Regions from separate parts of the Homo sapiens genome. Here all the other regions are linked to region 2. Evidence: read pairs that join two places in POLR2A ChIA-PET (ENCODE). Cell type or tissue: PC-9. All regions are shown on one strand. Each heading gives the region's core, and the rest is flanking DNA. Links, peaks and the distances in the headings are about the cores only.

The links. ChIA-PET counts read pairs that join two places held together with the same protein. Peaks named below come from ENCODE experiments on the same cell type or tissue, not always from the same donor. Only the 100,000 strongest peaks of a DNase experiment are listed, where the experiment ranks them.
Region 1: POLR2A ChIA-PET joins it to region 2 with 7 read pairs; 5 of 35 experiments call an interaction of 5 or more read pairs at or near these places.
Region 3: POLR2A ChIA-PET joins it to region 2 with 5 read pairs; 3 of 35 experiments call an interaction of 5 or more read pairs at or near these places.

What each region holds. Positions count from the first base shown.
Region 1 is chr2:112,748,790-112,759,522 of GRCh38, forward strand. CKAP2L (cytoskeleton associated protein 2 like) reads right to left here. Exons shown (of 9, transcript NM_152515.5): 4 at 7,188-8,425; 5 at 3,478-3,685. Among named protein-coding and RNA genes, the nearest start is that of CKAP2L, 10 kb to the right of the region's middle. RefSeq lists an enhancer at 1,216-1,265. In PC-9, for the core only: no CTCF peak of the experiment used is centred there; no DNase peak of the experiment used is centred there.
Region 2 is chr2:112,686,239-112,696,971 of GRCh38, forward strand. No RefSeq gene overlaps it. Among named protein-coding and RNA genes, the nearest start is that of NT5DC4, 29 kb to the right of the region's middle. RefSeq lists a silencer at 4,876-5,062 and enhancers at 5,795-6,994, 6,413-6,652, 8,112-8,611. In PC-9, for the core only: no CTCF peak of the experiment used is centred there; a DNase peak (open chromatin) is centred at 6,423; H3K4me3 peaks cover 403 bases; H3K27ac peaks cover 2,253 bases.
Region 3 is chr2:112,918,851-112,929,583 of GRCh38, forward strand. It overlaps IL37 (interleukin 37), which reads left to right. Exons shown (of 6, transcript NM_014439.4): 6 at 1-32. Among named protein-coding and RNA genes, the nearest start is that of IL37, 13 kb to the left of the region's middle. In PC-9, for the core only: no CTCF peak of the experiment used is centred there; a DNase peak (open chromatin) is centred at 2,271; H3K27ac peaks cover 1,837 bases.

The sequences.
Region 1 (10,733 bases), core at 5,083-7,582, 62 kb after region 2:
GGAGGTTTAAAGTTGCAGTGAGCTATGATGGCATCACTGCACTCCAATCTAGGCAAAAGAGTGAAACCCTGTCTCTTAAAAAAAAAAAAAAAATGAAAAAAGGAACTGCAAGAAGAATATGATATATATTCTGCAAATCATGTTTGAGCTTACATCTATCACTTTATTTTCATTTCAGTGTATTATTTTATGAAATAAAACTAGATTAAACACAGAAATGAGGAAAAAATAATTCATGTAAGCTGAATTACAAAATAAAATAGCAGGCATAAGTTTAAACATACAAGTAATCATAATAAATGTGTACGAACTAAATTTGCTTTTTAAAAGCAGAGAGTTTCAAATTTGTTTAAAACATTTAACTGTGTGCATTTATATGAGACATACCTAAAATAAGTCAGCCCATGAAGGCTTAAAGTAAAGGGATGGAAAAAGAGCTACCAGAGCTACCAGACATATTCTAACAACAAAAAGCAGGTGTGGCAAGATTAATCAGACAAAAGAAATCAAAGCAAGTCATGAATCTTTCTGTACCTAACAACATAACTTTAAAAAATAGAAAGTAAAAATTGACAGACATATGAAGAGAAATTGTCAATGATTAATCACAGTGCCAGTGACAGACTTTGGCATATTTCTTTCAGAAAGCAATAGATCAAATAAACAAATAGGATATACATTATTTTCAAACACTTTTGGAACATTTACCAAGAATGATCAGATATTAAGGCCACAAAGAAAATTTCAACAAAATCCATCAAGTAGAGTACACATAGGCCACATTCACCAACTACAATGCAATATAATTAGAAATTAACAGCAGAAAAAAAAAATCTACACATCTGGAAATTAAAAGATACTTTTCTAAGATATTTTTTGGGTTAAAGAACTCAAAATGGGAATCTCAAGCTATTTAGAAATGAACAATGACAAGATATGTCAGTTATGAAGCTTTTGTCTATTGGCCCCAAACCCCATCCTCTGCTTTGTGATGCTGGGGATAAAACTCTGTAAAACTTTCTGCTGGGCAGCAGCTCCCTGCTCAGCTCTGCCAGCAGGGGGCACGAGAGGGAGGCTGCAGGGATGGAGAAGGAAGACACTTGCTTCTTCCTATTTGCTTTCATCACCCCAGCAACGGTCCCTCACCCTGGCAGTAACAGTTGGTTCTAGCATCTTTTTTTCCCCCTCAGAGCCCACCTCCCTGTGCAGCTTCAGAGCAGAAGCACCAAATGGATAGCATCTTTTCCTCAAAATCTGAGCCCCAGCCCTGCAGGGCCTCTCCTCCATCATCTGCTGGGTAGTATGCCTTCCTTACAGTTGGAGTCCCATTTCTACCAGGGTTTGTCTCTCCTGCTTCTTGGTTCTGATACCCTAACCTCTCTTTGTTCTCCTAGACCCAGTGGGTACAAGCTGCTTCCTACAGTTATCACATTACCTCAGGTTCCTGTGTGCTGTCAGCCCTGTGTGTAGCACCCACACTCCTTCTGATCCCTTCAGCATCTTGTGCACACAGGCTTACCGCGTGCTTTCACAGCCAGCATCTGTGCTCCCTCGTATGTGCCCAGAGAGTGAGAAGTGCCTGACAATTCTTGTCCGCCCGAGGCAGCCATGAATAAATGACCATGGAAGCTTTAACAATGTAGCTCCCTTGCCTCTGATCAGGATGACTCTGAGAGATGTGACCTACACTGTCTCCAGAGCTCCCCTGTGGGGCTGTGCCAGAGTCACCGTCCATGGATTCGCTTTTCTGATCCTACAACTTCACTCCCCTCCCAGTTTTCCCTGGAGTGTCTTCCTAATAAACTACTTTCACATGGATTCTCCTCTTAGGCTCCACCTCTAGAGAACCCACATAAGATACTGTGTAACCAATTACATTCTTTCTGTGGTTTGTTTTTCAGACTTGATCCTGACTGATAAAGAGTATTACTTAGTCAAATCTGAGGGATATGACCAAAGTAAAATTCAGAGGCAAATCTGCTATAGCACTGAACATATTTATAAAAAAAAAAAAAAGAAAGACTCACTTTTAAATGATCTAAGGTTTCAATTAAAAAGCTAGGAAAAGAGCAATAAATATAAAAATAGATGCAGACATTGATGCAAGAGAAAAAATAATCAATAAAACCTGAGGTCTTTTAAAAAGATTAATGAGAAAAAATCTTTGGCAATAAAACCTGAGATCTTTTAAAAAGATTGAGAAAAAATCCCTTTAAAAAGTCACAAAATTACTAAAGTTGACTCAAGATATATGAACTCTAGAACAATGACCCCATAACAAATTGAGAGGATATATACAAAATTATCCTCCAAAGAAACACGGTCCAGATGATTTTTATGGGCAAGTTTTTATCAAACCTTCAAAAAATAAAAATAATTCTCATGTCATACAAACTATTTTCAGTTTATAGGGCAAAAAGGAAAATACTCAACTCATCTGCCTAAGTCAGCATAACATTGGTACTAGGAAAACACAAGAAAAGACAACCAAAGTACACAAAAATGTGAATAAAAGAATTGCAACTCACAAAAATATAATACTTCATTTCTCGACATACCTATACTGTATGGACATGCATGAAAACAGAATGAATGACTGGCAATGGTGGTCACCTCCAGAGAGAAGTTTGGGATGCCTAAGTATGTATGTTTGTAGAGGGAGAGGGCTGATCATTTATCTGCATTACTTGAAATGATTTCAATAATAAAAAGGTACTCATTTTTAAATAATACAACAACAAAAAAAGAGGATAAGAAAAAGAACTCAAGTTCAATTCCACAAGGAGAAATAGTTAATATTTAACTGGATGTTGTGAAAATGTTGCCTGGAGTAGACTTAAACTGAACTTTTCCTTTTTTTTGCTGATGTTCAACATTACCAGCCAAAGGACTGAATGAGTTTTGCTCTAGGCAAGGATCTTAGAAGTTTATTCCATCATTTTTTATTAATATATTTTTCCTTCAGGAAAAATTTCTCCTAAGGATCATACTCTTTGCCTACCATCTATTTTATCCTTATCTGCAGAATCCAAGATAAAATTTAAATACTATTTGTAGCTACCCAGAGTATTCAGAATACTCCAACTTTACACAGAAACTTGCCTTCTGACCTCAGTTTCAATGTTAAATGTGTACTCTTCAGAACTTGATACCCAAAGAAAGCAAAGTTCCTTTTGGAGCCAGTTTGTTTGGATTAGTTTTCCAACTTCTTTGTGCCTCAGTTTTGTTTGTAAAGTGGTCATAGTAACAGTGGTTATGATAATTATGTGAGATAATCTTAGCTAAGTGCTTATAAAAGCACAGATACACAAAAGACACTGTTTATGGGCATGTCATTATTATTATTACTCTGTATTTACAAGAGTAGCTAAATTTCTACTTAGATGAAGGCTATCTCTCCTATATTATATTTAGGAATATGTTTAAAAATTATAAGACTTTGGGCCAAAGCTGGAGGAGCTTATCTTCTTCACTTACCCCTTCGATGAGGTTCAGACATTCTGTCAGAGTGTTGTTAATTTTACTGGACAGTTCGAGTTGTGCTTTCTTTTCTTCCTCTTCTTTTTCAATGCTCTTCCAGAATGAAATATTCATTTCCTTTATTACTTTTCTTTTTGTTTTAAGTTCCATAGGAGGCCGTTTATAGGTTTTTCCCTTAGATTTCTGCCATTCTTCTAGTTGTTTCCTGAAATTCAATTAAAGGGAGAGTGGTTTTATTTATTTTTAAACATAGTCAAGCTGCTAAAGTATATGATATGTATAGATAGAGTATAATTAAATACTTTCAACTACAGACAAAATCAGGAGAATGGAATTAAAAAACAATTTACAAATGGGTAATGGCAGCATTGGGTTGCGCCCACCCACGAGAAGGCAGACACCAAGATTCTAAGATCACACGTGGCCAGCACTTCAGACTTCAAATAGAATTCGTGATTATGCATTATTTTTCTCGGAAAGTTTTCACTTCACTATATGCTACTTGACACTTGCTTTCCTAAGACATCCCTCTATTTTTGAGATGACTAACTCAGCAATTCATTTCTCTCACGCATAAGCTGTCACTCAACCCAAACCCACCAAGCCTGCATTCTACCCTCAATAAGGTCTTGGTGTGTAAACTGACCCACTTCACCTAGTTCCTTAGCCCTCTCTTGACCAGACATGACTCTTTCATAAGCTAGACCTATAAAGTCAGGGCTCTTAAGTAGCTGATCTCTGATAGTGCCAAGTGTCCCCCACTGTTCACATTTTCCACTCCAGCTTCTAACAGGTGATAGACTGCTTTTTGGGGGTAGGGGCACCAAGACATATAGACCTCATGTTTGGATGTAGACACTCCAGTTTCTTTAAATTACAACTACATATTAATAATGACTTCCAAGTGTACATTTCAGTCCAGATCTCTCCCTGGATCCCCAAACTTTGTAAAACCCACCGCCTAGTTGATATCTTTTGATGTCTGACAGGCATTTCAAATTTAATACTGTCACAAACAAAGTTATTGATTTTCATCTCTGCATCTGTTACAAATTTTTCTTACTTTGGTAAATAGCACCCCAGGCTGTGTCACTGCCAAGAACTTTCCACAGCTCTTGGAATAAAATTCAAAATATTTTCCAAGGCAGAAAGGCACAGTGTAATCTGGCTCCTGCCTACCTCTCCAACCTCGTATCACACTAGTCTCCCTGTCACTCACCCCCTCCAGGAGCTCAGGTATCCTTAAAGTTTCTTTTCTTTTTTTTTTTTTTTTTTTTTGAGACAGTTTTGCTCTGTTGCCCAGGCTGGAGTGAAGTGGCATGATCTCAGGTCACTGCAACCTCCGCCTCCTGGGTTCAAGTGATTCTTGTGCCTCAGCCTCCCAAGTAGCTGCAATTACAGGCGCGTGCCACCACACCCGGCTAATTTTTGTATTTTTAGTAGAGATGGGGTTTCACAATGTTGGCTAAACCGGTCTCAAACTCCTGACCTCAAGTGATCTGACCACTTCAGCCTCCCAAGGTGCTGGGATTACAGGCGTGAACCATTGTACCCTGCCTCCTTGAAGTTTCTTGATCCAGACTCATTCCTGCCTTAAGGTCTTGCATCTTCAGTCCTCCCCTCAAATGACACCTCCATGAAGACGCAATTACCTGTAATTACCGTGTCTTATTTAGTCAATGTGTTGGTTTTCTGTCTCCTCCACTAGAGTGTAAGCTCTATGAAGGCAGAAACCTTGGCAGTCCAGTTCCCAGCACAGTGCCTAGCACACATAGGTATTTAATAACACACAGTAAAATTCACCTTTTAGTGTGCAATTCTGAGTTTTGACAAATGCATCAAGTCATTTAAGTCTGACTATTATCAAGCTATAAGATGGTTGCAACACTATCACTAATTCCCTCATGCTCCTTGGTAGTCAGTCTCACCCCTAACGCCCCCCTCCTGGCAATCACTGATCCGTTTTTTGTCTTTATAGTTTTGGTTTTTCCAGAATGCCAATAACTAAGTTTTGAATGAATGAATGCTATTAACTCTCATTTCTGACTCCAGAGCAACATCCATGCAATATTTATTATTTCAGCCCCAAATACTGCCCCCTCACCTTCACTCCAACCACCTACTTGATGATACAAGGTGAGACATTTGGCATGTGCTTCCTCCATGTTCCTAGCATTTTCCCTATCTCCTTAGCCTTCCTTCTAATCATAAACGAAGAGTGAACTTTCCCTTTCTAAAGGCAACTTACTCCTAGGACCTCGATGCCATAATTTTGTTTCTCTAGTACTTTCTATATATACACCAAACAATTAGCTCCAGAAAGGTAAAGACTCACTGTGTGCTCATCACTGTGTCTCCTAGCGCCTGGCACACTGCAGGTGCTGAAGAAACACCTACAGAATGAGTGAATGAATCTCTCCCTCTCTAGACTCCTTCTCTTTTGTAATCAAACATGTTCAACCTGCAACACAGTCTTATGACCAATCCTCTGTTGTCTGACCTAGGCTGAGCTCCAGGGCTGGGACCCTGACTTCCTTATTCACCACCTCAAGGTCTCTGCACTCACTTCTCTTTCTGCTCAGGATTGTTTTTCTTCTTGTCACCAGTCTTTTCTCAGACTTAGGTCTCAGCTCAGACATTGCTGTTGAAAGTACTTCTACTGATCCTTTTATCTAAAGCAGCCATTCCAGCCCTACTCTCTTGATCATAGCACCCTGAATTAAGTTGTTTACTTACTGTCTCTTCAGGAGGGCAAGGAGCTTGGTGGTGGTGTTCAGGGCTGTACCAAGCTGTACCTTGCTTCACCCTGCTACACTTTTTAGCAACCATCTAATTTTACATGCTCCCTTCACTCGTCAGAAATTTCCTTATTTTCTACTTCAAGCAGGTATACATATGTGCTTCTCCTGGGAGGCTCACCCACTTCATGAGACTACATTTGGTCCTGGGTAGAAAGTGTACAAAATCCACTGGCTCAGTTTTAATCAATGTATGTTAATATTAACCAACCTGAGATCTTGATTTCCACGCCTGGCTAATTTTGTATTTTTAGTAAAAACAGGGTTTCTCCATGTTGGTCAGGCTGGTCTCGAACTCCCGACCTCAGGTGATCCGCTCACCTCGGCCTCCCAAAGTGCTGGGACTACAGGCATGAGCCAGCGTGCCCGGCCTAAGATCTTGATTTCTACCATCTGAACTCTGTATTTGAACTGACTGCTCCTGCTTGAGCTTACTGGCCAAAACTTGGCCCACTCAGACTCACGGAAGTTTCTGGTTCTTCCCTGGTAACTTTTCTGAACTTAACCACTGGTTTGCTTGACAAGAGATTACCATCTTCTCACTTCCTAGCTATGTGAACTCACTTATCTGCTCTATTGCTGTTCAGTCTAGCACGGCACTTATTGAACGAGTGTCTACATCTGCACCCCCTACTTCTTACTCATCCATTCTGTTTCAATTTCTTAAAAAGAAAAAAAAAAAGCTATTGTAAACATACGATTACAGAAAATGATTTATAACATGTGTATGTACCACCTAGCCCTGTCAAGTCTTAATATTTGTTATATTTGCTTCAAATCTTTTTTCAGACTGTAGTTAAAAATTACTTAGGAGCCATTATTTATGGCCTATTTCCTGACCTAGTCTTCTTGATGGTCAATTTGCCTAATCATCTTAAGTTGCAAAAGCTTAGAATTAAAGCAAAGTACCTTCGATCCTCTGCTGTTGCCTTCTTTTTAATATTTGGGTTTGTTTGGGTCCCATTTACGGTTGTGACATCAGCTTGAGTTTTGGGAGCTGTCTTGTTCAGAAAATGGTTCTGGGGAACAGCCTTTTTCAACTTGGAGTCCAAAGTCTGTGCTTTTTGCTGAAAGCCATTATTGTTATGTTTATTACCACTGGTTCCATTTGGTCTTATGCTAGGGGTGCTTGGAATGGCTGAATTAAATCTGCCAACTGTCAAATTAGGCCTCTGGCTTATGGCTTTTGACTTTTGCAGTACACATGATGTCTGAGGTATACAAACTTGGCTGGACTTCTGATCTTGCTTGATGTTTGGATGTCTGTTGTTATATTCACCCTGAAGCAAACTGGGGTATGTTCTGGGTTTGGTGTGCTTCACTCTCTGTTCAGTAACAGGGTATGACCGTATCTTAGTTTCATTTGGTCTTTCATATTGACTCCTATTAACCTTTATATCTTTGATGTTCTTGACTACTGGTTTCTTTGATGACTGAACTTTACTAAGGGTCCGAATAAAGTGAGAGGGAACCGTCCTTGAGGGTTTTACTCCTGGTCTTGCAAGATCTGCTCCTCTAGAGAGTTGCTGTGATTTTACTGGGAAAGTCCTGCTTTGTGTTTCTCCAACAAATTGTTTATTAACCCTATCTTTCAGAACAGCACTATTAACTGAACTTTTGCCCAAGGCTTGTTTAGGAACTAAACTGTTCTTGGTTTGATTATAAGAGTCAGTCTTTGGCTTACTTCTGGTATATAATTTAGGATCTGGCTTCCTCTCAGGTTCTGTTAAGATATCGAGCAAGTTCTCTTTGTTTGTTTCTTTTAGAAAGTTATCCAAAGATTCGTTTTCAACATGGATATTATTCATAAAGTCTATACATTTACCATTTCCTTGATCTGTTAACTGCTGCTTTGTAGTTTTCAATTGCTCTATATTAAGTGACCCCACAGGTTTTCTTGACAGTTCTCCTGTTGTGGACGATCCAGCTTCACACTGTTGAAAACTCTTGCTAGAAGGCTTAGAGTATGGGTTAGAAGAAACACATTCTGAAGTCAGCCTTTTGCCCAGAAGTTTTGGTGGCTCCAACTTCGGCTTCTGGGACCCTGCAGTATTAGGTGGTCTGGGCTGGAGTTTAATGCTGATGGACCTTTTAGGTTTGACAGGCAAAACAACATGGTTGGTAACATCATTTTTGGGTCTAATAGTCTGAAAAAACAAAGAAAATACATATTAAAAAATCCTTAACATATCTTATTGTTTTTAAAATAATAACTGTGTTTAACACATGCTAAAAAAAATAATCATTTTTAGAATTTCATCTAAGAAAGTTGAATCCTCAGAAAGTAAAGAAAGACTCACTAATAGGTAGTTTTTGTGTTTTTTTTTTTTTTTTTTTTTTGAGACAGGATCTTGCTCTGTCACCCAGTCTGGTGTGCAGTGATGCAATCTTGGCTCATTGCAACCTCTGCCTCCTGGGTTGAAGCAATTCTCCCACCCCAACCTCGCAAGTGGCTGGACTACAGGCGCATGTCACTACACCTGGCTACTTTTTTGTATTTTTAGTAAAGTTGGGGTTTCACCATATTGGCCAGGTTGGTCTTGAAGTCCTGACCTCCAGTGATCCACGCACCTTGGCCTCCCAAAGTGCTGGGATAACAGGTATGAGCCACCACACCTGTCCTAACAGGTAGTTTTTACAACTTGAGTTCCTATCAGAAGTATATTAGAATCTTTTAGCTTGACAGAATTAAGCAGAGATGCAGTGAATATACAAAACTTGCTCTTTCAAAAATGAATTTGCCTCAAACAGTAGTTGTTGAATGCCTATTATATCCTAAGTGCCCTCCAAAGAACCCTGAAAAAATACATACATAATGAACTTATGTTAGGGTACCTCCCAACAAATCTCTCCTAGTACTTTGTATAGCCACACTATATGTTTTTTAAACCACTGCCTTTGTAAACATCACAGTATCACTCAAGAACCTCTGTCTCATCCCTGGAGATCAGTGACAAGGAGATAGGTGGCAGATGATGTGAGGCCTGAGATATGCTGCCACAGCTCTCAATAAACATGTAACATCTTAATAGTCATATTTGTAAAATCAGCCAGGACAGGGTTTTAAGGTTAGAGTCTATGTTAATAATAAACAAATGTTTAGTCATGTGATTTAAGTTTGGATAAGAAAGGTAGGACTCGATTACAGAGAATTTTGAAAACTAGGGAAGGGAGTTTAGAATTCATATGGTAAGTAATTGGGCAAGCCACTATGAATTCCTGAGCATCTCTCATGAAAGCAATTACTCAGAAAGGAGAATTTCACAGAGATTTATGGAATATGTTTCCAGGGTAAGATATGGGAATGCTAGAGTTACCACTCTATTTTTGATTTGACAAATATTGTGAAGAATCACTACATAAACTTGGCGAGTATGTAAAGGATTTCTAACCAGAACCATTTGGCATTGAGGGCAAAGAGATGTCTACTCTGGATGATAGCGGTGTGTGTGGTGTTACTAGGAGTGAAACAGCGGAGTTGGGAGTGGGAGGCAGAGAGATGGATGGTATACCCACAATGGCTATATCTGGATTAATCTTTGAGCACCAACATTTATATACACCTCGGATCTCTCCATCATTGCTTACTGAAGAGGTGGAGGGACGTTGGCATGAAAGCTTCCAAATGTGTTTTTTTAGTTGCTTTCTTATATATTAAAAACAAATTGATATAATCCACAAACCATAAAATTCACCATTTTAGTAAGTGCACACTTCTGTGGATTTTAGTATAGCCACACTATTATACAGCAATCACCACTGTCTAATTCCAGAACATATTCATCACCCTAGAAAGAAACTTGGTTTACTTGTTGGCAGTCACTCCCCATTTTCTGCTCCCTGCAGTTCTTGGCAACCGCTAGTCTACTTTCTGTCTCTGTATGTCTATAGATGTGCCTATTTTAGATGTGTCATATAAATGGAATCATGTAATATGTGGCCTTTTCTGTCTGGCTTCTTTCACTTAGCATAACGTTTTCAAGATTTACCCATGTTGTAGCATGTATCAGTACTTCATTACTTTTTAAAATTAACTTTTTTAGAGCAGGTTTAGATTCACAGCAAAATTAATAATAGTAAAAGTATCTATTATCTAGGAAGGATGCCATATATCCCGGTTTTCACAAGATAGTTTTGATTTATGCCTGTTGGTCAAAGAGTACTGCTTTTTACTCTCAAAGTGTCCTGGTTTGGACATTAAAGCATATGGCCAACTTCCTCACATGGTTGTTCTGAGTGAGGTAATGTATATAAACATGTCTGGGTGTTAGTTATTGTTGTCATGTATCGAAAGTGTTATATAAATTGTCAAGCATTATATAACTGTAATGATGACTATTATTTACATCGTGCTTTTAGTTTCTCCTAAATTCTGTAATTCCCTTCCTGAGTTCACTTTTTACTTTTACAACTGTGTAAAGCAGATAAGGTAGGTATCATCCTCATTTACGAGCT
Region 2 (10,733 bases), core at 5,219-7,718:
ATCAAAAATGTTATTTCAACACATAAGCAACATAAAAATTACTGAGGGACTTGATAACAGTTTTTGGTACCGGCCTTGAAATCTGGTGCATATTTTCCACTTAGAGCACATGTGAATTGGGACTAGCCACACTTCCCGGGCTCATTAGCCACAGTGGTTAGTGCTTACCATAATGGACAGTGCAGCTGTAAGCCTGATGAGGTAGGCAGGGCTTATTTCCCCCTTTTACAGATGGAAAAAGAGGTTCAGAAACCTACAGGTGTTCCTTGGCTGAGCAGGAACCCAGGGCCCAAGCCTTCCTGCTCCCCACAGGCGGCTCCTCCCATTCTCTGACTTCCTTCCACAGCCTGAAGCACAGTCCTGGCCTCCTTGCAGCTCACAGGCAATTGGAGAGGCAGAACCAACTTCAGCTCCAGCGTAAGGACTACCGTGACTGCAGTGGAGCGGGGCTTACCAAGCAGGGAGGGGGCCGTGAAGGCGGGAGGAGACAAGGCCAAGTTATCTCTCAGCGTCAGAATGACTTTGGCTATGAGCTTCGTGTAGGCAGGGCTCCCCAACAAGCTGCTCAGGCAGCAGATCTCCTGAGACCTTCCTGAGGAGCCATCTGCCAGCACTTTTTCTTTTTGTTTTGTAAGACAGGGTCTCGCTCTGTTGCCAAGGCTGGGCTCAAGTCCACCTACCTCAGCTTCCAAGTAGTTGGGACTACAGGCGCACACCAGCATGCCCTACTAATTTTTATTTATTTATTGTTTTTTAGAGATGGGGTCTTACTATGTTGCCCAGGCTGGTCTCAAACTCCTGAGCTCAAGCAGTCCTCCCACCTTTGCCTCCCAAATTGCTGGGATTACAGGTGTGAACCACCATGCCTCGCCTACCTGCCAGCTTTCTATACGTTTAACTCGTGGTGTTTGTCTGCACACAGCATTTCATGTTTCCATGAGACTTGGCCCCTCCAGAGAGACTCAAAGTGCCCGGCAGAAAGAAGACAAGGCATCCATTAAAATAACAATGATAACATTCCCACAAATATGGTAGCAGCGCGTGTCTACCCAGGGCAAAGTAGTTCTACCATTGACAGTGCCGTATTTCTCCAGCATCCCCGGGAGGCAGGTTGGATGTGCATTATTTCCCATTTTGGGGGCCATTCTCCACTGCCCCCAGGCCCTGTGTTGGCCTTCTGGAGTAGCACTGACTGCCCTCACGCCAGGGTCCTGCTGTCCACTCGGGGTCTGCAGGCTGGTTTTCCCTGGAAATGGCTAACTCAGAGATTATTTGATGTGATCCATAAATTTAGGTGCTTTTTCTAACAAAAGTTTTATTACAATAAAAGTAAATCCAGAAAAATTTTTTTGAAAAGCAAATACTGGCCAATCACAAGCTCTTAGCTCTACAGACAAACGTGTAAGCTAAGGGATGGCGTGGCCATGGGTTATACGCGGAGGCTGTGCTGCTGAGCAAGCCAGGGGAGGGCTGAGAATGAAAAGACAACATCTGAGCCTGGCCCTGCCACTCAACATAGAGACTTCAAAGATGTCTCTGTGGATGTCGCAAAGAGCTAAATATGTTTTAGTTAATTTCAATGCTATAGCCAATTATATCTAACGATGTCAAACAGTACTAGTCAATGAATTAGATCTTTAAAGTGCTTTTCTGAATTGATGCACAATTTTACAGCATGACCTTGAGCCTGGATAAAATATGTTCCCTGCTTTGAACCTTGCTGTGAAGATCAACTGTATTAGTTTAAAGGAAAGTGCTCTGTAAACCAGGAGGTTACAACAAATACATATAGGTTGTTATTATGATTAATCATCCTCATTAATTTTTCTTTAACTTAGCTGCAACTGGTATTCATCTTCGTAGTTTTTGTGAGAATCTTCTCATCAAAAAGCCTCTGTAGTCCTTTCAAAAAAATTTCCCCCCCCCCCCCACAGGCCCTCAGTAACAGTTTTTGAGACAGGGTCTGTCTGTCGCCCAGCGGGGAGTGCAGTGGTGCAATCTCAGCTCACTGCAACCTCTGCCTCCCTGGCTCAAGCAATCCTCCCGCCTTAGCCTCCCGGGTAGCTGGGACCACGGGCGTGCCCCACCATGTCTGGCTACCTTTTGCATTTTTATAGAGGCAGCAACTCAACACGTTGCCCAGGCTGGTCTCACACTTACGGGCTCAAGCGATCCCGCCACCTCACCCTCTGAAAGTGTTAGGATTATAAGCATGAGCCACCATGCCTGGCCAGCCTCTGCAGTCTTAAGTTTCCTGCATAAAAAATATTTATTTTTCCCTCAGCCCAGAACCCATCTTCTCATTCTGGCACCTAAGAACCAGGAGCAGGCTGGAGCAGGAACTGACTCACTGTGACCTTTCGCTCTTGACCACTCCTTTTTTTACAGTCAGGGTATGTTTCCACACACGCCTTTCCATGCCCTCTTCTCCCTGGGCCACCCTACCTTTCACCCCAGGCCCCAGTGATCAAGACAGGTGGGGACTGAGTTCATGGCTCCTGCCCTGGAGTGAAGAGGGAGTGAGTTGAGAGCAAAGGCCAGGGTCCCCCCCGGCCCCTCTCCCCACTGCCAGAGGAGAGTAGGGTCAGGCCAGAGCTCCAGGATTCTGCTGTTGGTGGGCTCTGACTACACAGTGGGGGGCACTCGCCGGAGGCATCGTCTGGAGGTGGAAAGTGGATCTGCCGACAGCCATCGTGGGTGTTCCGTCCTTGAGTCTGCTTTTCATGATGTTACTCATCTGTTTGCCTGTGGGGATGAACATCAAATTCCGAAAACAAAATGAAGCCAGTGGCCAGCCCACACCGCTGTGCCCTCCTGATGAAGATGCCCTGAGCTAGGCAGTTGGCCCGCCTCAGAGTGATGAAGGCAAGCTTGTTGTCACCCTCCTTTCCTGAGCCTGCCCAGGACCTGCAGGGAGAGTAGGCAGAGGAAGGCTACTTCACCCCCTCACCTGGACCTGGTCTCCTTTGATGCTGGCACAGAGGATGTGAGGAGTCTGATAGAGGCTGTCTGATTTTCTCTAGGGTCCTGAATATAAATGGACAACAACGGTGGTCATACTCTTCCATCATTCATTCATAAATACCCCCAAGCATACACACACAAGTAATTGTAACTGGGTGCACTGCTGCACACCTGAAGTCCCAGTTACTCTGGAGCCTGTAGTCCCAGTTACTCCAGAGTCTGTAGTTCCAGTTACTCTGGAGATTGAGGCAGGAGGATTGCTTAAGAACAGGAATTCACGTCCTAGATCCTGGGCAACATAGTGAGACCTCTGTGTAAACACACACACACACACACACACACACACACACATAAATATAACCTACATATCAAATTTTCACTCAAAACCTCCTCTTCTATTTATGTTTTTAAACCAGGCCAGGCAAGGTGGCTCACGCCTGTAATGCCAGCAACTCAGGAAGCTAAGGTGGGAGGATGGCTAGGAGTTTGAGACCTGCCTGGACAACATAGCAAGATCCTGTTCCTAAAAAAAGTTTTAAAAATTACCCGGGCATTGTGGTATGCACCTGTAGTCCCAGCTACTTGGGAGGCTGAGGTGGGAGGATCACTTGCGTCCAGGAGATTGAAGCTGCAGTGAATTTTGACCGTGACACTGCTCTCCAGCCTGGGCAACAGAGTGAGACCCTGTCTCTTAAAAAAAGAAAAGATATGCCAAATAAAAACTTTAAAAAAAGTCTGCAGTCCTGACAGCCCACCAAATTAAGATTCTCAGCTGACGTTAGCAGACTACCAGTTCCTCACCACCTGCTTCTTCCAAAGACTCTGCCTTTTGCCAGAATGCATATATTACTTTATCTTTTCTCTCATGTACACATTCTGATATATTTGTAGATGTATTACTTTTCTTTTAAAAATAATTATTTTAAACTTAAAAAATGTAAAGATAATACATGAATATGGTAAAAAAAAAATTCAAACAGCATGGAAAAATGTAAAATGAGAAGAAAAAGTCCTCCTCCCCATGGCATTCTCATTTCTCAGGGACAGCCACTGTGAACAGATTGGTGAGTATCTTTCCCAACATTCACAATGTCTGATATGCATGTTTGATGTCACCCCAATAAAACCGGGTGTCCATGCTCTTGCCTTAGCACAGTGACTGTGGAAAAGAAATACAAATCTGACCTCATGTTTGAACTAGTCTAGTTCTTTACTTAAGATCCCCGGAGGCCGGGCACAGTGGCTCATGCCTGTAATCCCAGCACTTTGGGAGGCCGAGGCGGGTGGATCGCGAGGTCAGGAGATCGAGACCATCCTGGCTAACACAGTGAAACCCCGTCTCTACTAAAAAATACAAAAAATTAGCTGGGCATGGTGGCGGGCGCCTGTAGTCCCGGCTACTCGGGAGGCTGAGGCAGGAGAATGGCGTGAGCCCAGGAGGTGGAGCTTGCAGTGAGCCGAGATTGCGCCACTGCCCTCCAGCCTGGGCGACAGAGTGAGACTCCATCTCAAAAAAAAAAAAAAAAAAAAAGATCCACGGAGAGTGCTAAGGACAGAGGCGCACAACACACATATATGTGTCTCAGGATTTGCAGCTGTAAGCAACGGCAATCACTGTTTTCTGTTAGACAATACTGGTGCTCATAGAATCTCTGGATAACTCACAGCTAGGAGGCTCTGCAGACGAGACCAACCCCCAGAATCATGTGGCAGATTGGTCTGGTTAGAATATGACCACAGACATAGGCACTGGTGGCTGCAGCTTGCAACACCACGACACCCACTCTGGGTCCTGGTTGCTGGCTGCGTGGACCGCTCCAACTGCCACCCAGGAGACTGGAGGTATTGCCACCACTGCCACCTCATGGACTGAGTGGGTTTTACAGAGTGCCTCATGTGACTAATTTCTTTTTCTTTCTTTTTTTGAGACAGGGTCTCGGCTCACTGTAGCCTCAACCTCCCAGGCTCAGGCAATCCTCCCACCTCAGCCTCCCAAGTAGCTGGGACCACAGGCACGCACCACCACGCCCAGCTAATTTTTGTATTTTACTGTGGAGACGGTTTCTCACCATGTTGCCCAGGCTCATGTGACTAATTTCTGATTCAGACACAGGGTGAGTACATTTGATTGGTGGAGTCACGAGTCCCAACCCTCCCTGCAAGGAAAACTGAGGACATGAGTCTCTGGCATTTTCAGCTTCTGCTGTGAAGGGAATTCTGCCTTCTGAAGACGGGGTTCCTTTAACAGACAGAGGATCAGACGCTGGGTGGCTCGAAAGAATGAAAATTGCCTTCTACAATACCACCCTACAAAGCTTCCTAAAAAAACTGTTTTTTCTCTGACCCCCAAGTGTCTTCCTCTCTCTTTCTCTTAGGTCCCCTCTCTCCTTGACTCTCCATCCTACCGTCTGCTTTTTCTACTGCCTTGTGGAGTTCCCTGATTCCTTAGAGGGTGGTGGGGAAACTGAACACTTCGGCTTTATATGTGTGCTCATATACATATGAGCAGGCCTAAAATATGTGTGCAGTTTTTACACAAGGGATGTCGTAGTCTGCCCAATGTTTGGCACCTTACTTTGAACAGCACAGATAAGGGATCACTCCATTTTCATACAGAGTGCTGCCTTATTATGTTAGATGGCTGAACAGTGAATGAACCATGATTTCTTCTTTTTTTTTTTTTTTTCCTGGAAGCATGCTAGATGGCTCACCATGATTTATTTAGTACATCTTCCCCTGATGGCCATTAGGTTGTTGGGAGCCTTTAGTAACTGAAACAGTACTGCACCCTGGTGCATGTGTATTACTCGTCTGTGTTAAGTAGGGATGTTGCTTAGCCCAGCTGGAGGAGAATTCTAGTTTTTAACACTCCTGGGTGTGAAGTCACAGTGGGCTGGATGGGCCTCCCAGCGCCTGCTTCCAGAGAAGTCTCTATATGCCTCGTGGGTGGATGTAGAACCTGGGAGTGAGGCTTGGCAGGAAATCTGCAGTGAGAAATGTCACAACCCAAACAGTAACTCATACACAGAGCTTCGCATGTCTCATTCCACAAGGATCAGCAGCTGGACCATTACCTGGAGCTATAGACTTGATGAAAGCCCCAGAAATGGCTAAGGCAGAGGAAGTGCCTGGGAGTTGTTTGGCAATTTGACACAATATCTTTTAGATATTTTTAAAGCCACTGAGCAAATCAAATCCTCAAGTTTAGGGATGGATTCAAAGGCCAGTCCTTTCACTATCGGACTGGAATGATTTTTAGTCATCTTACCTCTCAGCATTTACTCCTTTTCCCAGATGCAGCAGCCCCACCTCCTTCCAGGGAGTCACCTGTCCAGGTCAGGTGCCTCCTCAGGGGAAGCATCCCTCACCCGCCAGATTGCCAGGGCGTGTGACTCTATCTGGGCCAACCACATCCTCTCTCCTGGACTTTGACTGCTGCGAGGAGTGAGGCTAGAACCAGAGAAACCTAGCTGATGCTGACTCATGCTGGAGGTTCCTGCGGAGTGAGCATCAGAGCTCATGAGCTCATCTCCCTAGAAACCAGCATGCCTGAACTTGACCTCTGGCTTCTGCAGCCAGGCGGCAACTGTAACAACAGCAACTCCCTCCCTACTCCTCAGGGCCCATATCTGCCCAGCTTCTCCTGCCTTGGTCCAGTGTGGTCTGTACTCCTCCTGTGCTGTCCTCCCAGCCCCTCCACCATTCTGGCTTCCTGTTAGGTAGAGACCCCCTTGACCCATCCCATACCTCCCTCACTTCCATGCCCACCTGGGAGCTGCAACCAGAGCCAGCTAAAGCTCTGCATCCCCCAACCCAAGTACACCTTCATTGTCCCTCCAAAGCCCTGTCTCACCTCAATGAGATGCCTCACTGAGATGCTGGAACCATTTCATCCTCAGTAATTGGGGTCAGTTTCTCCCCAGTCCTGTGACTTCTGCCTCTTGTCACCCTGAGGGCAGGCAGGAGAGCCCTGGTGTGGCAAAGCTGGTTGGGGAGCAAATGGGCACAGGAGAGAAGAGGGAAGGTGTGGGAGGATGAGTCACTGGCAGAGTGGGCAGGGGCGCTAAGGAAGGGAATGAGTGCATGGACCTGGGCTTGATGGTTCAGCTACTGAACACCAAGATGCTGCAATTTGAGAGTTCCAGAAAGTTCTCCCTACTTAGCACTAGCTATTTTACCAGCCTGGGTTAATATAGGATCTTTAGATCCCTTGAGAAGATGAAAATATTTAAATTGTGACCCCATTAAAATCCAGGCACTATCATTTGGATTTGTTCATAACTCAGACCCAGCAAAGACCAAGCAGTAAGAGGATGAGACACCGGCCTGCTGGCTCCAGAAGAAGAAAAACAAATCAGAAAATCTGAATTTGAGGCCCGGTTTCCAATTTACTACTGAGCCACCTTAAGCAAGGTGTTTGATTTTTCTAAACACCAATTCTCTCATCCACATCAGGTCTCTCCTGCTGTCTGGAGAATGGGTCAAAGTGGGCGAGGGAAGGAATGACCCGGAAGTGAGGCTGGAGGGGCAGGAAAGGAGTGGAGTGCCAGCATTCCTGCTCCGCCCTGCGCTTCCCAGGCACCCCTTACACACACCTCCCTGTCCCCAAAGCCCCCAGCCATGTCTTCATGGAAACGAGGCAGGAAAGCGGAGCAGGCGCAGAGGTGCCCGTTGCTGTACATCTGTAGTTGCTGCATAGAGTGAGAGCAAACCTGGCGCTAAAATTGGTAGCAGGTAAATAGATAAATGAGATGGTCCCAGGAGAGAACTGCTCATGCTCTGAAAGACTCATGTCACCAAAAAGGGCAGACAGAGTGTCCTATTTTTTTTTTTTTTTTTGAGATGGAATCTCCCTCTGTCACCCAGGGTGGGGGGCAATGGTGCGATCTCGGCTCACTGCAAGCTCCGTCTCCTGGGTTCAAGCAGTTCTCCTGCCTCAGCCTCCTGAGTAGCTGGGATTACAGGCAGGTGCCACCACACCGAGCTAATTTTTGTATTTTTAGTAGAGTCAGGGTTTCGCTATGTTCGTCAGGCTGGTCTCGAACTCCTGATCTCAAGTGATCCGCCACCTTGGCCTCCCTAGGTGCTGGGATCACAGGCATGAGCCACCGCGCGCTGCCCACGGTGTCCTACTTAACAAGGCATCTGGCCCAGCCATCATTGGAAATCCACCTGGCTTCAGGTCAGCCCCCATGCAGGGCCCTTTCTGAACTCTTTAGACCCTAGGCTGCTGCCAGTTGGGGTGGGATGGGTGCGGGAGGTGGGTGCTGGGTTTTGTACACCCAGAAGTTTTCAAATGAAACCGTGTTCTAGACATTGGAATGCCCGTGAGGCCTTCAGTAGACCCCACATCATCACCTCTCAGTGCCTGCCCTGACAGGGACTAGGACACGTTGTGAATGTGAGGGGAGCATGGCCATGGGCTGAGCGTGAGCGGCTGTCCCCAGGCTGTCATGTTCAGAAGGCACCTAAGCTTTTAGGGTTTACTGGTTCTTTCCTCCTCCTGGAAGGCCTCCACTGATTTTAAACAAATGGTTAATGCATTTATTTATTTATCTATTTATTTATTTGATTGATTGATTGATTGAGACGGAGTCTCGCTCTATGGTCGCCCAGGCTGGAATGCAGTGGCTCGATCTCAGCTCACTGCAACCTCCACTTTCTGGGTTCAAGCGATTTTCCTGCCTCAGATTCCCAAGTAGCTGGAATTACAGACACCTACCACCATGCCAGGATGATTTTTTTTTTTTTTTTTTTGAGACGGAGTCTCGCTCTGTCACCCAGGCTGGAGTGCAGTGGTGCGATCTCGGCTCACTGCAGCCTTCGCCTCCCGGGCTCAAGCAATTCTCCTGCCTCAGCCTCCCCAGTAGCTGGGATTACAGGGCGCGCCACCACACCTGGCTAAGTTTTGTATTTTTAGTAGAGATGAGGTTTCACCATGTTGGCCAGGATGGTCTCAAACCCCTGACCTCAAGTGATCCACCCTTCGAAGATCCCTGCTCTCTCAGAATTTGTAATATAAACATAATGTTAATGAGAGGTACAACTTAGAGAACTTATCGAAGTCAAAAGAGTGAGATTTTAAAAATACAATACAGTTTTAGTTATAAAAATAATAGATGCAATGTGGAGAAATTGGAATCCTTGTGCACTGCTGGGGGGAATGTATTTTAATTTTAATTTTTAATTTTTTTTAGAAACAGGGTCTCACCGTGGCCCAGGCCGAGTGCAGCGGAGCCGTCATAGCACACTGAAGCCTTGAACTCCTGGGCACATGCGATCCTCCCACTTCATTGTTCCAAAGTGCTGAGATTACAGATGTGAGCCTGACTGGGAATATAAAATGGTATATAACCTCTGTGGAAGACAGTATGACAATTCCCAAAAAGTTAAACATAGATTCAACATATGATCCAACAATTCCTCATTTAGGTCTATACCTCAAAGAATTGAAAGCAGGGATTCAAACAGATAGATAGCTATACACCCATGCTCATAGCAGCATTATTCATGAGGGTCAAAAAGTGAAAACAACCCAAGTGTTTATCAACAGGTGAATAAATAAGCAAAATGTGTTGTATTCACACAATGGAAAGTTATGCAGCCTTAAAAAGAAAGGAAATTGGCTGAGCATGGTGGCGCATGCCTGTAATCCCAGCACTTTGGGAGGCTGAGTTGGGTGGATCACCTGAGGTCAAGAGTTCGAGACCAGCCTAGCCAACATGGTGAAACTCCCATCTCTACTAAAAAATACAAAAATCAGCTGGGCGTAGTGGCAGGTACCTGTAATCCCAGCTAATCGCTGGAACTGGGGAGGCGGAGGTCGCAGTGAGCCGAGATTGTGCCACTGCACTCCAGCCTGGGCAACAAGAGGGAAACTCCATCTCAAAAAAAAAAAAAAAAAAAAAGGAAGGAAATTTTTTGATACATGCTATAACATGGGTGAACCTTGAAAACAATTACACTAAGTGATATCAGCCAGACACAAAAGGAAAAATCCTGTATTATGATTCTATTTACATGAAGTACATAGGAAAATTCATAGAGAAAGAACATAGAATAGTGGTAACCAGAGCCTGAGGGGCAGGGGAAATGAGTTAGTGTCTAATGAGTACAGTTTCAGTGTTGGAAGATGAAATGTTCTGGAGATGGATGGTGGTGATGGTTGCACAGCAATGTGAATGTACTTAATGCCACTGAACCGTACACTTAAAAATGGTTAAGGCCCGGCGTGGTGGCTCACGCCTGTAATCCCAGCACTTTGGGAAGCCGAGTTGGGTGGATCACGAGGTCAGGAGATGGAGACCATCCTGGCTAACACGGTGAAACCCCGTCTCTACTAAAAATACAAAAATTAGCTGGGCGTGGTGGTGGGCGCCTGTAGTCCCAGCTACTCGGGAGGCTGAGGCAGGAGAATGACATGAACCTGGGCAGCGGAGCTTGCAGTGAGCCGAGATCGCACCACTGCACTCCAGCCTGGGCAACAGAGCGAGACTCCATCTAAAAAAAAATTAAAAAAAAAAAGGTTAAAAAGTGGCACATTTTATGTTGTGTATATTTCACCACAACAAAAGACAAAAAAGTGATGAATGCACATAGTAAACATAATTCATTCAAAAAAAGTGAATGTTTTCCAATTGGCTTTCCCACCCTGATTCCCAGTCTTGCTTCTCAGTTACCCATTGTTAGCAGATGCTGGTGGATCCTTCAAGACATGTTATCCCTACGCAAATAGAATCATGCTGTCTACAAAACCGCAACTTTTTTTT
Region 3 (10,733 bases), core at 1,171-3,670, 230 kb after region 2:
ATTGTATAAAAACACCAAACCTGCTCACTAAACTTTCTGTCATTGGGTTTCATTTCTCATTCATGCTTTAAGGATTTGTGTTTTTAGGATATAGCAAGAAGCTTGTTTAATTACAAAGTTCTGGGTTGGAAAGAGACCGGCTTCTGCTTGTGTACTGCTACCCTGAACCATCAGACATGCATGTGTGTGTCATATGCTATGATGTGGCCAGTCTGAGTGCAATACTTGCAGTGGGAAGGAGCAGCTGGGTGCATGCTGTGCTCTAGAATTAGTCTTTCCTACTGGGGTTTGGTAGATTCTGAGGGCATTGATCCTGGGGCAGAAGTGGCTGAGTCTGTGTCTAGGGTACAGTGTGCAAGAAAGAAATGTAACAGCAAGTCACAATCCAGCCAAGTGATAGTGGAAAAGGGGTAGTTAGGTCCCAGATAAGGAGCAGGGTGACTTGACCTGTGGGAAAGGCACAGAGACAAGGAATCTGGGTCAGATGACAGCCAGGAGACCAGGTGAGGGAGGAGCCAGGTACTGTCTGGGAGGCTTGTCAACAAGGGCATGGTCCTATCACTAAGCAGGGCTCAGATCCTCATAATGGGGGAGTGGAAGGCTGGCCGAACAGAAATCAGGGCCTGGAAACAGAGTGAGGGGGTGGAGACAGGAGACTGAGGCTTGGAAATTAGTTTATTAGTTTTAGCTCTTCAGTTACAAGCAATAATAATAGCTTCTAGCTTATTTAAGCAACAAGTATACTACAAAAGGAGCTTTCTAGAAGGATATTGGGTATATTCATTTCTTACTGCTGCTGTAACAAATTACCACCAACTTAGTGGTTTAAACAATGCAATGTATTATCTTGCAGTTATGGAGGTCAGTCTGGAATGTGTCTCACTGGGCCAAAATCAAAGTATCAGCAGGATAGCATTGCTTTGGGAGGCTCTAGGGGAGAGTCAATTTCCTTGCCTTTTCCAGCTTCCAGAGGCCACCTGCATTCCTTGGCTAGTGGCCCACTCCCATCTTCGCTGCTTGGGTTTTTCTCACACTGCTTTGCTCTGACCCTCCTGCCTTCCTCTTTCACATATAAGAACGCTTGCAATTTACATCGGGCTCACGTCAATATCCAGGATACTCTCCCGTCTCAAAGAGGCTTAACTTTAATCACAGATGCAAAGTCCCTTTTGCTATGTCATGTAACATATACACAGGGTCTGGGGATTAGAATGTGGACATTTTCGGGGTGCCATTATTCTGCCTATCATGTGAAGTAACTTTCAAAATGGAAAGACATGCTGAAGAAAAAGTCAGGGATTTCTGGCAGGCCAGAAATGACAGAAGGCAGAAAACGTTGGTCCCATCACTCAGATGGGTAAGAGCCAATCATGCTTTTTGTCAGTTAGCAAAAGATTGAGATTCCAAGCAAAGCATGCAACTGCCCTAGTTTGGGTCATGTGTCGACTCCTTGGTCAGTGAAGGGCAGCACACCTTGATCAATACTCCCTCCAAGACTGTATCCAACGAGGCCAGTGATGTTCCTCAAAGCAGAGCTAGAGAGCTAATCCCAGGAGAGAGGCGTGTGGGTGGTGGGCAGGAAGACAAAGCTCAGCCGTAAAGGAGTAGTAGGGACAGCACCCCAGGCATGGAGGCTCAAGTGAGATGATACCCATGGGAAAAGCTCTGATAAGGTCAGCTCCTTCTGTTTCTGATCCTGATGGTGATGGTGATCAACACCAGCCCAGTGACAAAAAAGTACATAGTATATTTAGTAGATGTTTCCCACACAGAGAAATGGTAAATATTCAAGGCGAGGAATACTCCAAACATCCTACCTTGATCATTACACATTCCGTGCATGTAATGAGTACTTGCATGTATGCCATAAATATGTGAAATATTATGTATCACTATATAAAAGAAAAAAAAATGTGGCCAGGTGACATCCATATTTTGGAGAGGAAGGCATGTCTTCTTCATAATATCACAAAACTATTTTCACAACAAAGACACAGCTGTTCAAATTAGTCTCTGAGCCGGGGCTGTCTCATGGCAGTGAGGACTCTGGTTCCCTTACAGACTAGCAGAAAGGAGATGGGGCTTACTGACCATGGCCTTGAGGAGGCCGAACATGCAGGCCAAATGGAGACACAGACAGCCTGGGCTTGGTCCTGCTCCATCCCCTTCCAACCTGATGAGATATAGTGAGTCACTATGACATGGGTCACTCATGCTTCCTGTGAGGCTCCACCAAGACAGCAAGTGCATCAACACCTTACGGAAGCACAAGGCCCTGTTTGTTGTTGACTTCATGAAAGGCATGGTTGTGGTGATCGCATTGAGTAGGCTTTTGGGTGAGAGGTGAAAAACCCCAACTATCATGCATTGCAGCCCTCTGGTGGAAACTGTGCTTCAGGCTCTAAATTTCAGGCTCTAGACTGACTCCGGGATGAGTATTTGGAAGCTGAAGTCAATCTGTGGTCTCTTCTCCTGTAGAGCAGGAGTCAGCACTTTTCATAGAGTGCCAGATTCTATATATCCTGCCACATGCTCTGTTGTTACAGAACAAAGAAGGCCATAGACAGCATGGCTGTGTTGGCAAATACACAAAACAGGCAATAAGCTGTATTTGGCCTTTAGGCTGCAGTTTGCCAACCCCTGCACTAACACAGAGCTTAAAGGTGGTGGTGGTGTGCTGGAGCTAGCTTATATCAGCTTGCAATAGCCAATTGCTAACATCTCTTCCAAACTCTGTGTCTGTGCCTTGATGTTGATAGTTTGAAATTGGCTACCCCATTTAATGCTGCAATCTTTTCTCACCCCAGCACTACTGACTCCCCTTTGCCCTGTCTTATTTTTCTCACTCTAACATGCTGTATAGTTTTCTTCTTACATTTATTGTTTGTGTCTTCCACTAGCATGTATGTCCCACAAGTTCTTTGCTCTGTGATGTATCCCAAGAACCCACTGCAGTGCTTGGCACTTGTAGGAACTCCATAAGATTTTTATAAATGAAGAAAGGAAGAAAAAAGAGAGGGAGGGAGAAAGGAAAGGAAGCCTTCTATTTAAATGATGGCCTTCTCCATATTTCTATAGTAATATGACTTCCCTTGCAAAGGAGATGCATTTTGGAAAATGTGTATAAATAAACTCAGGTGGTTTTGAATTTCATTTTCCTAACTGTAATTGTAATCATTGGTCTTTATGTTTAGTGAAAAAGTTTTGGCCCTTATGCCTCACACCTGAGAATCCCAAAGTATTGGTTTGTTAGAGCTCCCATAGAGAACCATAAACTGGGTGGCTTAAAACAACAGAAATGTATCGTCTCCTGGTTCAGGAGGCCAAAGTCTGAACTCCAGGTGTTGGTTCATTCTGAGAGCTCTGAGAGAGAATCTGTTCCAGGCCTCCCTTCAGTTTGTGGTAGCTCCAGGGTTCCTTGGCTGGTGGCAGCAAAACTCCAGTCTCTGCCCCCATCTTCACATGACTGTCTTCTCTCTGTGTTTCTGTGTCCAGATTGTCCTATAAGGACAGAGTCATACTGAATTAGGGCTCACTCGAATGACTTCATCTTAAGTTGAACTGTATCTGTAAAGACCTTATTTCCAAGTAAGGTCACATTCACAGCTACTGGGGGATAGGACCTCAACATATCTTTTTGGGGGACATAATTCAACTCATAATACCCAACATGATAACTGTTCATCCCATGAAATTTAATGTCTCTCAAAAGGTGATCTCAGGGCATTTAATCTGTGACAGAAACTCCCATAGGAAACATTCCAACCAGAAGCTCCTTTCACAGCTGGTCACTCCTCCTACCCCATCCGAGGTCCTGGGGCAGGGTGAGGCAGGTGGGGACAAGAAGAAGGCTGTCTCGGGTGTAGAAAGAGAAGACCCTTATTCACCCGGCACTCTGTTCATGAATGAGCTATCCAGCATAGGATATAATAAATCGCTTTAGGAGTGGTAGACTCCAAACATTTTTTTGGTCCCAGTTATCCTAATCAATTAAACAAACTCTAGAACACATCTTGAAGTGCAGGCATTGGGACATTATGAAACTTACACAGAATTCAAAAATTTACAAGGGCTAAATAAAACAGGGTCTGACATCTAATATTTTCTTCCCACATTCCCATGCACTGTCTGGCTCAACCATCCCCAACCCTCACTCTCATCCTGGTGGACACATGCCTAGTGATGTGATCAGCTGGTTCACAGGGGGCTGGTGATGGTGGATATACAGCTTTTGCCAATTTCCATGGCATAACTACTCCAAATATGGCCAATTTCAAACTACCAACATGAAGGCACAGACACAGAGTTTGGAAGAGATGTTAGCAATTGGCTATTGCAAGCTGATATAAGCTAGCTCCAGCACAGCACCACCGCTACCTTTAAGCTCCTTGTGTTAGTGCAAGGGTTGGCAAACTGCAGCCTAAAGGCCAAATACAGCTTATTGCCTGTTTTGTGTATTTGCCAACACAGCCATGCTGTCTATGGCCTTCTTTGTTCTGTAACAACAGAGCATGTGGCAGGATATATAGAATCTGGCAGTCTTTAATAAGTGCTGACTCCTGCTCTACAGGAGAACACAGATTGTCTTCAGCTTCCAAACATTCATCTCTGAGTCAGTCTAGAGCCTGAAATTTAGACTGAAGCACAGTTTCCACCAGAGGGCTGCAATGCATGATAGTTGGGGTTTTCACCTCTCACCCAAAAGCCTACTCAATTTTTTACTGCAAAAACATGTTATCATCATTATTTTTTACTTAGCCCACCTTTCCTTGGCAATTTTCCATAGGAAAATGCATTCTAAATTTCAACTAATCAGGGGACTTGGAGCCTCTGGACACCCCCTTGTTCCTTGCCCACAGTCCCTTGCAGAAGGTGCCTTATCAGAGCGGCTCCATGCAGGGGCTCAGGACAGGATCAGATGTCAGTTGCACCAAGGGGGCAGGGACAGATCCTCTCTGCTGACCATGCAGAAGGGACTGTTCAGTGCACCGTCATGGTCCTGGTGATTTCTGGCCCATAAGGGAATTTTCACATGCATCGGGTGATTGTCACATCAGCACAACACTGTGAGGAAGGCAGAGTGAGAATTTGTGTGCCCATTTTATAGGTGAGAAAACAGATGCAGAGACATTAAGTAACTTCACCACAGTCATGCGGGTTTTAAGTGGCAGACTTTCAGGTGTTGTGACTCCTAGTCCAGAGTTCTTTGCACTGCCCCTGAGGTGCTAAAACTCTACTGTGCTTTAAGACTCACTTGGGGAGCTTCCTAAAAAGAGAGATTGCACAACCTGAGATTCTTGTTTAACTGTTTTGGGATGTAGCTCAGGGATCTAGCTGCCTTAAAAAAAAAAACTCCCAAGTAATTCTGATGCAAGCGGTTCTTTCTTGTCCACCTTTGAAGAAACACTGCCTCCTCCCTATACATTTCATTAGAAAATGGTAACATGTTTTTCAGCCTGAGAGCCATTTCTGGGTGACCGGACGTCGGCAGCCCGCTGTACTAGCTTTCAGTCTAGGCTTAAACACACATGATAGGAGATGTCCTACTCCAGATGATATGAGTCTGAACCATGGAAAAATTCCATTGTGTGGCACATCTGGTGGGTGTGCACTGTCCCCAGCAGTGAGGCACCCAGTGAAGACAGCAGCTGGGAGAGGCTTAGTTACATGCAGTGGGACAGTGTGGGCTAGACTGCTGAGCCCTCTGCAGTTTACTCTGTGTCAGGCAATGAGGGTGAAAGGCTGATCAGACCCACGTGCAGACCATACCCTCCAGGGAGACAGATATCAGTCAGGACAACCCCAAGTGTAGCTGGAGAAGCAGTGCCCAGGTATGACCGGATGTGTATCCAACCAGGAAATCTGCATATAAATATAAGAGGAGAAAATGAACAGATGTTGCTCTTATATGTAGATATTTATGAAGAGCATATAATTTTGTTTTGTGTGTTTTAAGAAGTTTATAAGTATGCCTTAAAAATGTATGGTATATACTGTAGGTATTTTTTCCATTAGATATTTTGTTTTTCATACTTATCCACATTGACATTGTAGCAACAGTATAATATAACAACCTCCTCTACAAAAGCAGAAGGAAGTGAAGCTTTGGAAGGAAGCACCCAGTGAGCTTGCCCCTTTCAGGTGGGTGCAGTGAGCAGGAGTCAGTGAGGTTGAGATCCTTTGAGAGGAGGCAGTCATTAACCAGGAAATCTGCACTGCATCCTGGCCACACCTAACCCTTGGACAATGGTGCTTGGAGCGCCTTCCAGCTCTTAAGGCTTGCGATTTCTTTCTCTCACTCTTCACCCACGATGATTAAATCTTCTCCTACAGAGTTGGACAACAAAGCCTTGAGTTCCTGCCTCCCCTGGTGTGATCACGAGGCATAGACATGGCCAGGAACATGTAGGTGTCTTTGAAAGCTGAACAAGTTAGTAAATTTCAAACCTCATTTCACCCACCAGTAAAATGGGAATAATAATAAACCTATTTTACATAGGGTTGACAAGAGGAGTAAAGAGGGATTCAATGAAAGTTCGTTATTATCATTTGTAGTAGCAGTGTTGATAATATCAACTGAAAGTTCATTATCATTATTAGTAGCAGTATTGATAACCCTCTTTTCTGTGCCTTCTCACTGGTGGGCCCAGGCCATCAGCAATGCCCAGGGTGTCATGGATCTCTGCTGCATCGGGCACCAGCTGTGTCAATGGTGAGAACAGTACAAGGGTGGGCAGGGCAAGGCAGGAAGCACCCAGGAGCAGCAGCTTCATGGGGTGAAGATGTCAGGAGCTTAGGGACAGTCAGAGCGGGTGTGCCTCCTCTTGTGGAGCCTTTCTGCGTGGGTAGGAACTGCTGCAGCTGTGGCCATGGATTCACCTGAATATGGGTGGAATTAGGCATTCAGCTGGGTTAGCTGTGCCTAGAAGGAGGAACTCTAAACTGAGAACTTGTCCCTATTGCCACCTCTGATAGGCAGATGATCCATCCATCAGTGGCTGAGCTGAGGTGTGCATGGGGATGGGTAAGAGCCCACACACAGGGCTGATGACTGAGTCTATTTAGAACAATAGATGTAAAATCTGATAATGTAAAATGTGATAGATTATTTTGTCAATTAGAAATGGTACCATATAATTATATATATACATAAACATGTATACATATACACACATATACATGTGTGTATAAACACACACAGTATTGTCCCCTACTCATTCCATAAACCTGATGCCTTTAGCTGGGATTCCCAGCTTTCACTCTCCTCTCTGTCATCTGCTGTCTATATCCTCCCCATCCTGTAATTCTGGCTTATATGCCACTTCCTCCCTAAAGCCCTCCCTCAATCCCTTGCTGGAAGTGACATTTTCCTCTTTGAGCTGCCCCTGCTTGTGCTTTGGTGAGGTCAGCTGTATTGCAGTACCTTGTATTGTGGTTGTCACATCATCGTATAGAATTAATTTCTGACACATTCCGTATTTTTCAAAGGGCCTAGTGTGGGGCTTTAACAGTAACTACGCCACCACGCCCAGTTAATTTTTTGTATTTTTGGTGGAGACAAGGTTTCACCATGTTGGCCGGGCTGGTTTCGAACTCCTGACTTCAGGTGATCTGTCTGCCTCAGCCTCCTGGAGTGCTAGGATTGCAGGCATGAGCCACTGCACCCAGCCACCTATCAAAATTTTAAGTGCCATTTTTATTTTTTATTTTTTGTAGAAATGGACAAGCTGATCGCAAAATTCACATGGAATTGCAGGAGGTTCCAAATAGCCAAAACAATCTTGAAAAAGAAGAACAAAGTTGGAGGATTTACACTTTCCAGTTTCAAGACTTAGCTCTTAGCTACAAAGCTACAGTAATCAGAACACTATGGTCCTGGCATAAGTGATGCTGGACAGGTGAGCCCCAAAGTGGGACTTAACCTGTGAAGGTTCTTGGCCTTGCCCAGGAAGGAATTCAAGGGCAAGCCCATGGGACAAGAAAACAGCTTTATTGAAGGGGCAGTATTACAGCTCCAGCCCTGTTACAGCTCCAGCCCTGTTACAACTCTGACTACTCCTGCACAGAAGGGCTACCCTGTAGGCAGAGAGTAGCAACTCAGGGCAGTTTTGCAGTCATTTATATCCACTTTTAACACATGCAGATTAAGGGACAATTTATGCAGAAATTTCTACGGAATTGGTAATAACTTTTGGGTCATGGAGTCATCATGGAAGGGGGGCGGGGAACTCCCTGGTGTTGCCATGATGACGGTAAACTGATATGGCGAACTGGTGGGTATGTCACATGAAAAGCTCCTTCCACCCCAGCCCTGTTTCAATTAGTCCTCGGTTTGGTCCAGTGTCCAAGTCCTGCCTCCAGAGTCAAGTCCCACCCCCTACCTCTTAAGGAGAGATGTAAATACATGGAATAGAATTGAGAGTCCAGAAATAATCTCATACATCTATGATCAATTGATTTTCAGCAAAGGTGCCAAGACCATTCAATGAGGGAAAGAATCATATTTTCAACAAATGGTGCTGGATAACCACATGTGAAAGAATGCAACTGGGCCCTTATCTCACACCATATACAGAAATTAACTCAAAATGGCTCAAACACTTACATGTAAGAGCTAAAACTATAATATTCTTAGAAGAAAACAGGGATATATCTTTATGACCTTGGATTTGCTGGCTGATTCTTAGATGACACTGAAAGCACAAGCAACAAAAGAAAAAAAAATAGGTAAATTGGACCTCATCAAAATTTAAAACTTTTAGGCTGGGTGCACACCTGTAATCCCAGCACTTTGGGAGGCTGAGGCAGGAGGATCTCTTGAGCCCAAGAAGCTGAGGCTACAGTGAGCCGAAATTGTGCCACTGCACTCCAGCCTGGGTGACAGAGCAAGACCCTGTCTCGAATAAATAAATAAACAAATATATAATTATAGATCTCTGGATCTTGCCTTCGGAGACTGACTCAACTAACTGGTCTGGGTGGGAGCCCAGCCATTTGTATTTTTTGAAAACTCTCCAAATGATTTTACTGTGCAGCCAAGGTTGAGAATCACTGTATCATAGGGTTGGACTCCTAACTGGAAACAGTTTGCACCATCAGGTGTCGCAGCATTCTGATAATAGTTAAGCTTTCCTCCTAGATTTTCTGATATTAGATGAGTCATGTTTACAAGTTTTTACCAAGAGACAAACTATCTTTCTGCCCTTACTTTCTCTCTTATACTATTCTAATCCCAGAACCCTTTGGAACTTCCACTGAGAGATGAATCTAGAAAGTGACTCTCTTGGCTACAACAGAGAGTAATGTTGGCCTGTTTGTGCCAGATCCAGTTGGTGCTGGTGGTGGGACAGCACCTCCCTGAAATCCCCTCCTCTCCCGTCAGATTCAGTCCCCCATTTGCATCACGTACAATCATCACTATGGGTTTCTATTACCTTGCTAGGGCATTTGGAGGTACCATATATACCAACTATTAGTTTTGAGCCATGGTTCCCAAAGTGTGGACTGTAGGGCACCTCAGCACACTCACGAGGTGTCATGGGATATTTAAATATTCTGAAGAAAACACAGTGACATCTGTCAGGCCCGTGAAAACCGTTGGCATTAAATTGTCTCAACCCAATTGCTTAAGAAGCAGAACTGGCCAGGCACGGTGGCTCACATCTGTAATCCCAGCACTTTGGGAGGCCGAGGCGGGCAGATCACGAGGTCAGGAGTTCGAGACCAGCCTGACCAACATAGTGAAACCCCGTCTCTACTAAAAATATAAAAATTAGCCATGCATGGTGGCATGCACCTGTAACCCCAGCTACTCAGGAGGCTGAGGCAGGAGAATTGCTTGAACCTGGGAAGCGGAGGTTGTAGTGAGCCAAAATCGTGCCACTGCACTCCAGCTTGGGTGATAGTGAGACTACATCTCAAAAAAAAAAAAATGAGAGAGAGAGAGAGAAGCAGAACCATCAGGTGTTTCTTTTGGCTTAAAGTACTCGGTGAAGAAATTCCTGGGACACGAAGGATACCATGAACTGAGAGATTTTGGGAACCTCTGCTTTAGAAGCTGGAGGTAGCATTCCTTGGGCACAGTACTGCCTTGGGATCAGCAAATCCTTTTGATGGTGCATTTAGGTGTGGCAAGACAGCTCTTAGAGTGGGACCGGGATGTGCTTGGAGACAGAGGGAACTAGATTGAGCTGCCCGATAAAGACATGCCAGCCTGGCAGAGTGTAGTGACTCATGTCTGTAATCCTAGTGCTTTGGGAGGCTGAAGTGGGAGGATTGCTTGAGGCCAGGGGTTTGAGATCAGCCTGGGAAACAACAAGACCTCTACAAAAAAAAAAAGAAAAAAAAAAATTAACCACATGTGGTGGCATGCACCTGTAGTCCCAGCTACCTGGCAGGCTGAGGTAGGAGGATCACTTGAGCCCAGGAAGGTAAGGATACATTGAGCCATGACTGTGCCACTGCACTCTAGCCTGGGTGACAGAAAGAGACTCTGTCTCAGAAATAAATTAAATAACTAAATAAATATATAGTGGCCATGACATCCCTAGAAAGACAAGGTCCTGGGAATAGGTAGAAGCCAAGGGAAATGAGAAATGAGAGGGGGCCCTGGAGCTGGAACTGGGGGAGCAGGATGGCCTCTGAGAAGTTCCTGATAGTGGTGTCACTGATGTGTCTGATGTTTAGTTGTAATTATTTGCTGGGCCCCTGTCATCCCTCATATCTGATAGCTC